4 separate regions of the Homo sapiens genome follow, and all the other regions are linked to region 4. Evidence: chromatin contacts called from ENCODE Hi-C or POLR2A ChIA-PET data. All regions are on one chromosome and are shown on one strand. The core of a region is the stretch at or near the end of the contact, and the rest is flanking DNA. Distances in the headings are between cores, read along the strand shown.

Region 1 (3,450 bases), core at 357-2,856, 2.6 Mb after region 4:
CTTTCTGTTTCCTTTATGTTAAAGATGTAAGAATGTGTCTCTACAGCTCCTGGTGCCCATGCCCCATACCTATGGAAGACACAGAAACAATGTGGTCAAGACAGAGATGGGAACTGAGATAAGACAGAAAGAGATAGAGAGAACTAGGCCATATGTGATGGCTCACGCCTGTAGCCCCAGCACTTTGGGAGGCTGAGGTGGGTGGATCACCTGAGGTCTGGAGTTTGAGACCACCCTGACCAACATGGAGAAACCCTGTCTCTACTAAAAATACAAAATTAGCTTGGCATGGTGGCGCACGCCTGTAATCCCAGCTACTTGGGAGGCTGAGGCAGGAGAACAGCTTGAACCTGGGAGGCAGAGGTTGCAGTGAGCCAAGATCACGCCACTGCACTCCAGCCTGGGCAACAAGAGTGAAACTCTGTCTCAAAAAAAAAAAAAAAAAAAAAAAAAAAAAAGATCTGTGGTTGTAGATACTGCCATGTATGAGCCCATCTCTCACACAGCATCATCACCAATCATGTGGAACAGTTGGTTCCCATTTATAGTTAAGTCAGTTAGGTTTGGTTTTGGCATAGACTGTGAATAGAGTCTACAAAGATAAAGGAGAGGGAAGGTATGATCAGTAGAACAAGGTCCTTCAATAAACTGAAGTGCATGAGATCAGGGTCAGGCAGAGAGATTTCCCTTAGATAGGAAGCAAGCCACACTCTAGAGATGAGTAGGAGAGGGTGGTATTGGTATTTGGTGGCAGAAGCTATGGGAGGCACCATGGTTAAGATCAGTAGGGGATCTGTAAGCATGCAATCACCAGCAAGTTATCTATGATCTCACTTTTCTCTCTTCCACTCAAGGTAACATTCCCCAAACACAAGTGGGAGATGTTATTTTACTTCTAAGGTCATATCCATTGCATTTTAAAAAATCCCTCCAAAAGACAAAATATTTTGAAACTTGAGTAATTAGACTATTATTAGCACTACATTTCTGACAACTTACCTAACCCCATAGTTTCAAATACTAAAAATCAGAGTAACTTGAGTAATGTGACTATTTTTGTTGTTACATTTCTTGGGACTTACCCAATAACTCATGTGGTCAAAGCCTGTGGGTTGTGCCACTATAGCTGAGAGCAACTGTATTGACTAAAATCACAATAATATGTAAGCTTTTCCATTACTTGATTATAACTGCATTACTGTATTTGTAACTGCCTTTTAGTTTATTCTTAATGCTAGTGAGCACTTGACATGATTTGAGAGTTGCAGAAAATAGCCCAACCACCACCACGACTTTATGAATAGTAATGCATGGGGTATGTCTGACTACTTACTCTAGACCTACCATAGACATGACTAATCAATTCTGGCATTCATTCCTATTGGGCTCGCATGCAGCCACAGAATCCTTCTCGGCCTTATGCTCCAGAGAGTATAAGGCTGGCCTCAAAGATGCAATGCATTTGCTATTGTTGATTGGCTTAGAAGCTCTTGGGGTTCATTCCTGTTCATTTCCTGGTGAAGAAGAAATGGCCTCCAGGATCTGGCAAGAATAAGGGCCCTGGAGCAGCCTTGAGCATCTGGCTCTCAATTTCCGCATTCTTTCTCTCCCTTTAAGAAGAGGTGAGATGTGATGAGAGGCACAGGCTGTGAGGCCTCAGGCTTTTATCTCTGGCAATGACATGGGCAGCGTGACATGCAGGGTAATGAATTGCCGTCTTTGCAGAAATGAATAAGTTGTGGTCAGTGATGAAATGATCAATTTGCTCCATCATGTTAAGCTGCCCATTCATCATCCACACCTGCTGTCAGGAGCCCAGGGCCGCTGATATTGGCCTCAAGCCTCTTCCTCAGCTAGCCGAGCAATCGCCGTTGGAGCTGCCTCCAAGCTCAAGGCTGCCTTTGATTACAGCCTTTGAGGAGGGGCCCAATTACTTACTGCTCAGCCACCGGTGACTCTGAAAACAAGGGACATTTGTGCTGACCTGGGCTGTTGACATGTAGCCTAACAAAATGTGAAAGACCCTCTGACAGGGATCCAGGTGGCCCGTCTTATTGTCCCACAGTGCGACCTTGGGCCAGGCCATGTCATTTCTGTTCCTTAGCTTCTCTATTATAAAAGGAAGGGGTGGAGGAGACTCCCAGTTCTCCATCTCCGACCCAATAGATCTGCAAATGTCTGCTATGGAAAGGACAGTTTGTGATTTTAACTCCCCCACCCACTGAGGCAAATAACAGCATTTATTAGCTGAGATTGTTTGGCAGCAGTGAATCATTCTTTGGCTTAACTGAAAATAAGGTGTAATTATCACATTTTACTGATAAGGAAACTGAGGCCTAACAAGGTTAAGTGGGGTGCCCAAAGCCACAAAGAGAGGTTGTGTTATAGTTACAATTGAATCTGTATCTGTTTGACTTCTAAACCCTTGCTTTTCCCACTGCAAATTGTTTTGGCTAGAGAGCAGGCTATTAAGACATTCTAGCCAAGCCAATTTCCTGAGAGTTCTGCAGGTACCAGGTGTTGCTGGAGCCCAGCATCTGCTCAGAGGAAGGCAGAGAGACCCAGAGGAACCCAGAATGAGACACTCATTTTTGCATCCTCAGTTTCCAAGTTAATTTTCTAGCTCCTGGTTAGGACCCGAATTACAGAGACCAGGCAGCTGTCCAACAAGAATGCTGACAGGTTTCATTGTCCTCTAGGGTAGCTGCTGCCTAAAGAATATTTGATTTTTTGTTTTTTTAACAACAACAAAAAAGATGGGTTCCCTGTATTGAGCATCTCCTGAGTGCAAAGCCCTGCACTATGTGCTCAACACTTGATCCTTGATGGTTTAAAGCCTCAACAGTGTGATCAGGTTAGTTGCTCACATTCTTGGATAGAAAAACTGAAACTTAGAGCAGATAAGAGACTTGTCCAAGGTCATTTAGCTCATTAGTGGCAGAGCTGTAGCTCAATCTGTATCCATCAGTCATCTGTCCATCAAGTCCAGTGGAGTAGAAGGGGTCACACAATGGGCTCAGAGACAGAGAACCTTGTGCTAGTTCACACCCTTGACCTGTCCATGTATGTATGGACATGTAAGCTTGGGCGGGTTACACAGGGCTTGGTTTTCTTATCTTTTTTTAAGGGCTTGGTGTTATTTTTAAAATAGCAGAGATTCTAATAACAGCAGCTACCTGTTATTCAACTCTTATTATGAGCTGGCATTCAGGTGTTTCATTTTATTTCATTTCTGAAAACAATCCCATGATATAGCATCATTATCCCTATTATATATATCCAACAACTGAGACTAGAAAGGGAATATAACTTACTCCAGGCCACAATGTTAGTGAATGGCAGAGCTAGGATTCTCTGACCTCGAAGTCAAAGTTCTCAGCTACTTAGTTATACAGGAGAAATGTTTCTTAATATTGAATGTGCAACTAAATCACCTGGGGATCCTGTTAA
Region 2 (3,341 bases), core at 455-2,954, 2.3 Mb before region 4:
TAATTTTTAAAACTTTTTTTGCAGACATGGGGTCTCGCTATGTTGCCAGGGCTGGTCTTGAAGACCTCCCAAAGTTTAGTAATCTTATATGAACTGCTTTTACTTTTCTGCATTGTACCCAGAAGGTGATGTTTTACTTAATATTTAGTCAGTTATTTTAACCAGAAACTTTTAATACTAAGCAAGGGGGATTTCTTCCTTTCTATCACAATTATACTACATTCCATGTGGACAACTGTATCTCTGGCAGTTAATTCTAGAGGTGGAAATTAGGGAAGGGGGTAGTATGGAAGCATACAGCATTTACAAAACTGGCAAAAAATAAAATAAGTCAAGGGGAGGCTCAGATTCTTTCTTTGGACAAAGGTGGGCTTTGAGGAAAGATCCTCACTCATCAGAGGCCGAGCCCTACACTAACCACAGTAATTTGTATTGATACCCAATTTAGTTCAGGAGCTATAAAAATGTATGTTTGCGGCCAGGCGTGGTGGTTCATGCCTGTAATACCAGCACTTTGGGAGGCCAAGGCGGGTGGATCACGAGGTCATGAGATCGAGACCATCCTGGCTAACACGGTGAAACCCCATCTCTACTAAAAATACAAAAAATTAGCTGGGCACGGTGGCGGATACCTGTAGTCCCAGCTACTCCAGAGGCTGAGGCAGGAGAATGGCGTGAACCCGGGAGGCGGAGCTTGCAGTGAGTCGAGATAGCGCCACTACACTCCCGCCTGGGAGAAAGAGTGAGACTCCGTCTCAAAAAAAAAAAAAAGTATGTTTGCATTATTGCACATAAAAATTAAAAATTGAGAGCTATTTGTATTCATCTATTGAGAGAAACGGTCTCTGGGGGTTAGGATGGGGACCTGTCCCCATTATAGACCCGTTCTGGTCTATAATTTACCTAAGACGAGAGCAGAAAGGGTTTTAAATGCTGATCCTAAGTTGTCGTCGGAGGGCAGTACCCCAGAGGACAGGGGAATCATTCCTAACACTGGCAGGGGCCAGAGGCTGACAGCTGGCATTGAACACCTGAATGTCAGGATATTACTCGCCTCTCTCTAATTCTTCCCAATAGAGCGGATACACTCTGGACTCCCTGGGGTGGAGCAGCTACATGGGCAGTTTGTACTTGTTCCTCTTGTCTCTTCATCTGCCCATAAGCCCAAGGCACTCAGAGTCTTCCCTCACTGACACCCAGCAAGCCGGTGAACACACCGGCCCACTGCATTGGGAAGCCCTTTCCTTTTGCTAAGGACTGCATTCGTCTATGCTGCATCTTGAGGCTGTGCAGTATCACCTCCCCTCCTCCATGGTTTTTCTTCTCTAGGCCTAGCAGGCAAGGGAGAAGGAGAGATGCCAGAAGCCTCTGTCTTTCCTTCCCCATTCGTTTCTTACTGAGTCTTGGAGTTAAATTGTTAGTTAGTGCCGGGCGTGTGGCTCACACCTGTAATCTCAGCACTTTGGGAGGCAAAGGTGGGCGAATCAACTGAGATCAGGAGTTTGAAACCACCCTGGCCAACATGGTGAAACTCCATCTCTACTAAACATACAAAAATTACCTGGGCGTGGTGGGGGGGCCCTGTGGTCCCAGCTACATGGGAGGCTGAGGCAGGAGAATCACTTGAACCCGGGAGGCAGAGGTTGCAGTGAGCTGAGATCACGCCACTTCCCTCCAGCCTGGGCAACAGAGTGGGAGTCCATCTCAAAAAAAAAAAAAAAAAAAAGAGGAAAGAATGCCAATTCATGATTTAAAAGTAAAATCAAATAGACTCCAGCTGTCAACTTAGCATATTCACAGTAGGTCCAGCACCGCTTATATCTAATGTTTCATAGTTCATAATGGAGTAACATTCATAGTTACTGAAGTTTAGATAAAAGAAGTGTCACCCTCTATGGCAACCCCTCCCCTGAAACACACATGGACTCTAGTCTAGCCATGGGCTCAATACTGTTTTAAGCATTGCTACTACACTACCACCAAATCTCAGTTTCTAACAGGGGGCAAAGAGCATTTTTAGAAGACGCTTAGTAACAGAAAAATTAACCAAGGGAAGAACAATCTTAATTACGGGATATTTTTACTGGAATGTAGACATTACTTTTGAATATATAGGACAATAGAAATTGCATCAAAGCAATGCTGCCTAACAGACACAGCAGGAAACTTATTGGCATGGCCAGGCTAGTATATTTTCTCATTAGTATATCAACTAATTATAGGAAAAGTACTGTTTCTAAAGTGCTTGAAACATTTGCCTACGTCACTGTTCTCTTTTTCAATGACCTCCTTCATAAAGTCAAACTCTAGCCCAAACTTAAGCCCATCTCACTGCATATTGTAAAGAATGGATTCTGAATGAATTAACAGAAATGCTTTTATATAGGAGGTTGCAGAGATTCTCTTGCAGTCAATGTCTAGAGGAGCTGACCCTCAGGCATCACTCAGAGGAAGTCCCAGCCAAGATTCACAGATCTGTATGTAGCCTTCGGTCAATATCACAGTGTACATCAGGAGTCTCAAGTTCATTGCACAGAACTGGTCCTGTAGCAGGGAAGACTCAGAATTCCTGAGTTTTCTCCTTATGGTGACTCCTCAGGGATAGCCACCATCTTAAATCCAGGAATGGGGCCCAGCTGGGAATGGAGAAAGTTGCAGGCCCACATGCTCCCTGGACGGAAGTCACACGGAGCCTCTGTGCGGGCACCTGAGAAGCTGCCAGAACACCTGCCCAGCAGCAGTGCATCCTCCCCACTCAGTGTCCATCTGCCATCTAGACATGGAGGAGGAAAAGAAAAGAGACAAATATGAACACACTTTGGTTTTCCCACTGTGCATCTCTATGCACAGCTCACACGCACACCCATGGGAGGAGGCGAGGGGGAGCAGCATGGAAGCTCAGCCACCCCTCTGTGTGTGGCCAGGGCAGCCATCACTGGTCCTGCTCTTTTCCTGGGAAGGCATCCCCCATGCTACCTGGAGGTACAGGGTTAGTCATGCCTTTCACCGCTGAGTGTGCTCTGCTGAGCCAAGGACAACCTCCACCCACACTCCCTTTGACTCCCCTCATCCCCAGCTGTTCTTCGTGACTCTGACCCATCCTCCCCTCCATTCCAGTCATTTCTCAAAAATGACACCCTCACATACCACACCGCTGAGAAGGAGAGGAATGTGAGAATGATCACAACAGCCAGGGAACCCAGTCCAACACCCGCCATCTGCAGCAGCATGAGTGACGAATCTGTGGGACAAAACCACAGGCTTAGCCCAGAGTGCACGGCATCACCACCTCCCAGGAGGCACACACCCCACTGTGCTCAATCCATTTTAACCCAGAGCTT
Region 3 (3,495 bases), core at 742-3,241, 2.5 Mb before region 4:
GAATTCTATTCCACTTTTTTTTAAGACAGGGACTCACTGTCACCCAGGCTGGAGTTAAGTGGCGCGATCACAGCTCACTGCAGCCGCCACTTCCCAGGATCAGGTGATCCTACCACCTCAGCCTTCCCGGTAGCTGGGACTATAGGTGCCATAACCATGCCTGGCTAATTTTTTTTTTTTTTTTTTTTTGTAGAGACAGGGTTTCATCATGTTGCCCAGGCTGGTCTCAAACTCCTGGCCTCAAGCAATCCTCCTACCTGAGTCTCCCAAACTGCTGGGATTACAGGCATGAGCCACTGCGCCTGGCCCTCCATCCTGCTATTTTTATCAGCCAGTAACTCTCAACAGTGGGAATTTGATTTTGAAGCATTGTTCTTTCCCACTGATTCTGCACCAGTGGAGCCAAGGATGTTAATCGAGGAATGGTTCGGACATTAACTCTTCTAGTTGTAGTTTGTCATTTAATTGCAGATTGAGGTAGATCATTCAGTGACTATTAACTACCATAAACAGCAATAATAAACAACTTCTTTTCTTTTTTTTAAATTCATCTATTTTTTTTCGAGACAGAGTCTCGCTCTGTCGCCCAGGCTGGAGTGCAGTGGCGCGATCTCGGCTCACTGCAACCTCCGCCCCTCCAGGTTTAAGCAATTCTCTGCCTCAGCCTCCGGAGTAGCTGGGATTACAGGCGCCTGCCACCACGCCCGGCTAATTCTTTGTATTTTTAGTAGAGACGGGGTTTCACCATCTAGGCCAGGCCGGTCTTGAACTCCTGACCTCATGCTCCACCTGCCTCCGCCTCCCAAAGTGCTGGGACTACAGGTGTGAGCCACCGCGCCCAGCCACAACTTCTTTTCAAAATTGAATTCAATTCTGAAATATCTCAAGGGAGGTCATGGATTATTTAAAAGGAAATCACTTGCAACAATAAACATAAAACAATGCAGAAATAGTATAAACTCATCTAGATTGAAGAAACACAAACATTGAGTACTAGCATCTTCTTGGGATGACTTAAAATTAGGACAAATACTTAGTTACCTTACTACCCAAAGTGACATTTCTTCCCATTTTAGAGCTGTGCTGTCCACACGTACAATTAAAATTTTCTAGTAGCTAGCCAAAGTATTTAAAAAGAGAAATTAACTTAATAATTTACCTAATTTAATGTAGTATGTCCAAAATATTACCTTTTCAACATGCAATCAATATAAAATTTACTAACGAGATGGTCTTCCACATCTGGTGTACTGTTTACTCCACAGAGTGGCAAGCTGCCTTTCCAACCCTCACTTAGCCACATGCGGCTACCGTATTGGATGGCAGTCTTAGGGAATTTCAATATCAACTGATTCTTTAATTCTGAATTTGAGAATTTCTTTTTATAATACACACGGTCGCTAAGGCGCTTAGAGATCTGTGAGGCGCATGGAGATTATTTTACTCTCCGGTCCCTTTTGATCCAAGATCCCACAGCATTAAAAGCAGTAAGAGGGAAGGCAATGGGCATCCCTTGCGCCCAGGAACGTGGCCTGGAGGGCCTGGCTGCTCCGAGCAGTAGCAGTGCCCGGCGGGGAGGCTGCAGACGCGGCGTTGGAAGTTGGATTTCTAGACAAGCTCCGGCAGCTGCCCGGAACCCGTGTCTTTTTCTGGGGCACCCAGGAACAGCAGGGCCAGACGGAGAGAGAGCAGCCTCCAGCCAGGCACAGGGTCCCGAGCTGCCACCGACACCGAGGGAGCCCGGCCCAGGGCTGCAGCGCTTTCCGCCTAGGTGGGCGGCAGCGGGAGCGAGGAGCCGGAGGAAGCCCGGCCTGCGTCCTGCGGGCAGCAGGACACGATCTCCCCGGCGCGCTCTCGCCGGCGCCGCAGCGGGCGCGCGGGCGACAGGGTGGGCGTGGACCGATGGGGGCACCGCCCCTGGGAGAGGCGGGCGCCGCGGTTCCGGGGGCGGGACGCGCCGAGGAGTGGGGCGCGAGCCGCCGGTTTTGATTAGTGCGCGGAGCTGCGGCGGTGGAGCTGCTCGGCCGGGAGCCCGGCGGCGAGACGGAGAGGCGGCGGAGGTGCCCGCGCGCAGGGTCTGGTGGGCGGCCGCGAGGCTCGGGAGAGGCGAACCGGAGCGCGGGACCGCGGTCGCCCCGACCAGAGCCGGGAGACCGCAGCACCCGCAGCCGCCCGCGAGCGCGCCGAAGACAGCGCGCAGGCGAGAGCGCGCGGGCGGGGGCGCGCAGGCCCTGCCCGCCCCTTCCGTCCCCACCCCCCTCCGCCCTTTCCTCTCCCCACCTTCCTCTCGCCTCCCGCGCCCCCGCACCGGGCGCCCACCCTGTCCTCCTCCTGCGGGAGCGTTGTCCGTGTTGGCGGCCGCAGCGGGCCGGGCCGGTCCGGCGGGCCGGGGGATGGCGCTGCTGGACCTGGCCTTGGAGGGAATGGCCGTCTTCGGGTTCGTCCTCTTCTTGGTGCTGTGGCTGATGCATTTCATGGCTATCATCTACACGTGAGTGAGGGACCGCAGGAGGGGCTCGGGGCAGGGGTCCGGGCCTCGGAGACAGGCGAGAATGGGAAACGTTTGCGCTTTGAAGGGGACTGGGCTCGGGCGGGGGTGGAGAAAGCTGATCGTCAGGCTGTTCCCCCCGTTCCCTCGCCCCTCGGACCGGCGGTGGCGGTGGTCTTTGCGAGGGAAAAGTGTTGGGCGTGGGAAGGGTTTGCTGGGTTGCAGGCGACTGCCCAGCCAGGCTAAAGGAGACTGCTCTTACGTGTCAGGCTGAAGGTGGTGGCTTGGTTTGATTGTGCTGGGGATTCGTGTAATTTTTCATCTGGGCCGAGATGTATGGTGTATTGTTTTTTTCTCCCGACCTGGGCCACGTTTCTGTTAGGGTGGTGATTGTGTCCACTTTTCTGGGAGCTGCTCACAGCTATCTGGACACCTCTCTGTGGATTTTCTTCTTCCTGGAAGGGCTCTATGCGCTTAGATAGGTGTGAAGCACCTGTCCACCCTGAAAAATGTCCACCAAACCTCCGAGCTGGCATGATAGCTTTGAGTCCTGTCAGCTTGTACATCTCAGCGTGGTTTTCTTTCCTTTTTTCAGTTCCTCGTTTTATTGTTTTATGTAGATTTGTACTCTCCCCGTGCCGGCCACATCTTTTCATTTTTGTTTAACAAATACTTCTTGAGGCCTACTAGATACCATTCACTGTTATTGGCCAGGGGACATGGTGGTGAGCAGGACAGAATTCCTGTCCTCATGAGTCTTACATTCTAGAAGGAAGGAGCAGATAAAATCTAAATAAGGTTATGAGATTGTGACGAAGCGTGTAAGTAAAATAGAACTGGGTGATGGCGTGAATAGAGACATGGGTTATGTGGCTAGTTTGGTATATCCACTGTTTAAGGTGAAATCTGCCTCTGTAAAGAAATGAAAAAATTATATAGAGCACATTACTGATATCGATTCACTTGGATTTTTAGTCTGGGGGGAGAAAAGAGCAATTGTATATAGT
Region 4 (3,144 bases), core at 584-3,083:
TGAGCACCCAGTGGGCGCAAATTAACTTTTTAAAAAAGCCCTATGACTTCCTACTATATACCAGGCGCTACGTAAGATGCAAAGAATATAGAAAAGAGTAAAAGTGTTCCAAGATTTTAAACGGTGGGGGGTAGTACAATACAGAAGTGTTACCAAAGGAAGCTTTAAGGTGGGCTTGAGAAACAATGAGGATTTGGGGGAGAAGACTGGGGAGGGCATTCCAGGCAGCGGGAACAGCACGGAGGCAAAGGCACGTAGGTCTGAAAGTATGGCCTGACCTTGAAGGAGAGCTATGGGCAGGTGTCCCTGCATGCCAGATAAAGGCAGAGTTGTTCCAGCCAGCCCTCGTTAGGGCAGCAGGGCTGCTCCTAAAAGGCAGTGAGTGGGGTTTGGTGAAGACTCCAGCAGTGTGAGCTGGGGAGGGCTATGGAGTTCAGGGTCCCCGCCATCCCTGGAGAAACTGGCCCCACAAGGAAGTAGCAGCCACTGCACCCTCCTTCTGCACATCTCCTTCTTACACCCAAGCCGCCACTGCCCCTGCTCTCTCAAGGGTCTAACAGACCCCTGAGGTGTCTATCTTCAGTTCCTGGGTGGGATGGACTCTTCTTCCCCACCACCCACACAGGGCTTCTCCGCCCGCTCAGTCATTCCACAGCCAGGGACCCTTCCCTTTATGGCTCAATCCCTCAGAACTGCCCAGACGCCCAGGCTCTCCTTTGCCAGCACAGCTACGCAGCCCGCACAGCCTCCCCGTGCCCTCTGCAGCCCCTTCCCATCCAGCCAGAGCTGTCCAGGGTGCCACCCTGCTTCTACCCCCACCCACACCCTGACACCTCCCAGATGAAGACACTGAGGCACAGAGACATGGCCTGCTCTCACAAGACCTCACAGCCAGGAAGCGCAGACAGAGGATTCAAAGCTGGGGTACCGCAACTCTGAAACCAAGGCTGTCAGATGTGTCAGGGAGATGGGGAAGGAAGACCACCCCCCAAATCAGTAACCAGACCTTCCAAAAAGGCTCAACCATACCCCCACCCACCTGCTGGCAGGGCACAGACTTGCTGTTCTCAAGGGGTTCCCACCAGCTGTGTGGACTCTAGTCCCACAAGGAAGCACCAGCCACTCCCTCTCTGTGTCCTCCCTGCCCCCAGCCCGCTCCAGCAGCAGAGGCCGAGGAGAAAGAGAAACGGTGCCCTGGCTGTTGCCAGCTCTGGTCTTGCCATCCTCAAGAGCTGAGCTGGGTCTGCTGGTCCTCGGACTGTCCTTGGCTCCTCTCCTTGCTCTTACGCAGCTGGCATAAGGGGCCACTCCTTCAATAGGGACCACCCCCCGGCGCCGTCGCTGCCTCCTGGCCTGCTGCCCATGCCTGCATCGTCTCTGAGACCCCTTAGCAACCAAGGACACTAACTCTCCAGGTGCAGACGACGACACCCCAGGCACAGAGATGGACCCGCCTACCCAAGTTCACAAGAGATCAGAATCAGAGCTAGGACTGGAATCTAGCATCCTGAGGCTTGACGAAATCCTCCTTAAATCCACCCTTGCCCTGGAGGCCGGGATCCCCTAAGCCAAGAGAAAAGCGGTGCAGCTCCAGCAGCTGCAACTTCCTGGCTGGGCTGGTCCGGCTGCCTGGACTGTCCCGGAGAGTCTGTGACTGGCCCGTCCAGAAGGAAAGCGGCCTCCCGGGCCCTCCTCCGTTCCAATCCCTTACCTCTCTCGGGCTCCACCACCGTCCTGCCGACCCAGTTTCAGGGGACCTGCCTGTGAATTCTTTGTTCCAAACCCAGGGAGCCCCCTGTCTCCATTGCGCCCTGGCCCACCTCCAGGCCGTTCTGCCAGCCCAAGCTGCTGCTCACAGACCAGCATCGCTCCCCACCTCTCCCCGCCCCTGCCGTGGTTGAGGCCGCCTCGCCTCGGCAGGAAGCGCCCAGCCTGATTTCCTACAAGTGTTTGTCAGAAGGAGGGGGTTTGTCTGCGTGCAGAGCAAGAGCTGGAGGAGCTTAACCCCTTGCAAGCCCTCCGCAGTCAGCGCTGCCCAGGAAAGGACTCAGGGAACAAACTCCTGACGTCCTGGGCTTGGGATCATCTCAGCCCAGGCCCTGCAGGTACAGATGGGGAGACTAAAGCACAGAGAAGGTCAGAGGCTTGGCCAAGGTCACACAGCATGCTGTAGCTCCTACCCTCTAGGCCCTCTTCAACCACGGCCTGACCTTAGCCGAGGCTCCTTCCCTCACTAGGCCTCAGGGCCCATGTGCACGGTGAGAGCTCAGACTCAACACCACTCCTGCCCTTCCAGCTCTGACTCTGCCAATGTGCAACCTGAATCTCAGGGAGACCGTGGTGATTCCTGCCATCTCAACCCACCGTCCTCACCCCGAGGTGGTCCTGCAGCCAGAGTGGGATGTTCGGGGCAGCATGGAGGTGTGAACCTGGCGGATCAGGTAAACTTTCCCTTGTTGTAAGAACCCTCCAAGGGTTCACCAGATGTTGGGAACAGATCGATCCTGATGGTCAGTCGAGCTATCTTTCCTCAAGCCCCACCATCCCATTCCTTCATTCGTAGGTACTCACTGAGCTCCTACTGTGTGGCGGGTGCTTTTAAATCACCTGGGAATATGGCAGGGCCGAAGACAGGCCAGTCCCCTGCTCTCCACTCTAGCAGAGACATGGACAATAAGCAAGCACATGTATAATTTCAAGGAGAGAGCTGTGAACAATGAGACTGGGTGACGATCCGTGTCCCAGGCCAGGTGGCACTGAAGCCTGGGGCTCACCCCAGGCCAACAGAGTCAGTCTCTGGGCATCAGACATTTTAAGTGTCCCAGGTGACTGGCCCTGGTAGAGAACACATGGGGCCAAGAGTAATGGGTTGGAGGAGAAGGGTTATAGGACGGTCAGGAAGGTCTCTATGAGGAGGTGACATTCAAATAAGGCACTGGAAGGAAGAGGGGTCAAAAGCAAGCCACAAGAAGGTTTGGGGCAGAGTGTTCTGGGAGGGCAAGTGGAAAGGCCAAGGTGGGGGAGCCAGCGGGCTTTCCCTGAGAACAGCAAGGCCTGTGTACCCGGGGCAGAGCGAGTCAAGCGGGAGAAGCAGGAGCTTCACAGAAAAGCGGGCACAGGAGCACAAGAGGCTCCCAACACTGG

What was found. Hi-C counts contacts between places; a loop is a spot of excess contacts on that map. ChIA-PET counts read pairs that join two places held with the same protein, here RNA polymerase II (POLR2A). Pooled maps may share reads with other maps.
Region 1: a pooled map shows a loop between it and region 4 (5-fold over the local background). The contact joins the enhancer-like site here to the promoter of AKNA in region 4. A Hi-C loop is called at or near these places in 4 of 37 single-sample maps with no recorded cell type and 3 of 50 pooled maps.
Region 2: a pooled map shows a loop between it and region 4 (4-fold over the local background). The contact joins the promoter of LINC02977 here to the promoter of AKNA in region 4. A Hi-C loop is called at or near these places in 1 of 37 single-sample maps with no recorded cell type and 4 of 50 pooled maps. POLR2A ChIA-PET finds 5 or more read pairs at or near these places in 1 of 52 experiments (B cell).
Region 3: a map with no recorded cell type shows a loop between it and region 4 (9-fold over the local background). The contact joins the promoter of UGCG here to the promoter of AKNA in region 4. A Hi-C loop is called at or near these places in 2 of 37 single-sample maps with no recorded cell type and 6 of 50 pooled maps.

The regions. Positions count from the first base shown.
Region 1 is chr9:116,950,910-116,954,359 of GRCh38, forward strand. All of the region lies in intron 10 of ASTN2 (astrotactin 2), which reads right to left. Among named protein-coding and RNA genes, the nearest start is that of SNORA70C, 230 kb to the right of the region's middle. Within about 2 kb of position 1,607, at least 3 of the 41 ENCODE cell types and tissues checked have a DNase peak (open chromatin) inside an H3K27ac peak, as active enhancers do.
Region 2 is chr9:112,038,720-112,042,060 of GRCh38, forward strand. It overlaps LINC02977 (long intergenic non-protein coding RNA 2977), which reads right to left and starts at 1,705. Exons shown (of 3, transcript NR_186812.1): 1 at 1-1,705. SUSD1 (sushi domain containing 1) reads right to left here. Exons shown (of 17, transcript NM_022486.5): 16 at 3,148-3,241; 17 at 2,064-2,773. The coding sequence ends at 2,773. RefSeq lists enhancers at 2,313-2,952, 2,348-3,341, 2,953-3,341.
Region 3 is chr9:111,894,823-111,898,317 of GRCh38, forward strand. It overlaps UGCG (UDP-glucose ceramide glucosyltransferase), which reads left to right and starts at 1,992. Exons shown (of 9, transcript NM_003358.3): 1 at 1,992-2,491. The coding sequence starts at 2,394. RefSeq lists an enhancer at 1,443-2,026 and silencers at 1,647-2,236, 2,347-2,436.
Region 4 is chr9:114,386,149-114,389,292 of GRCh38, forward strand. AKNA (AT-hook transcription factor) reads right to left here and starts at 1,834. Exons shown (of 22, transcript NM_001317950.2): 1 at 1,712-1,834. It overlaps LOC124902253 (a long non-coding RNA gene), which reads left to right and starts at 1,902. Exons shown (of 3, transcript XR_007061742.1): 1 at 1,902-2,105; 2 at 2,297-2,441. RefSeq lists enhancers at 497-646, 1,461-2,196, 1,667-1,796, 1,837-2,126.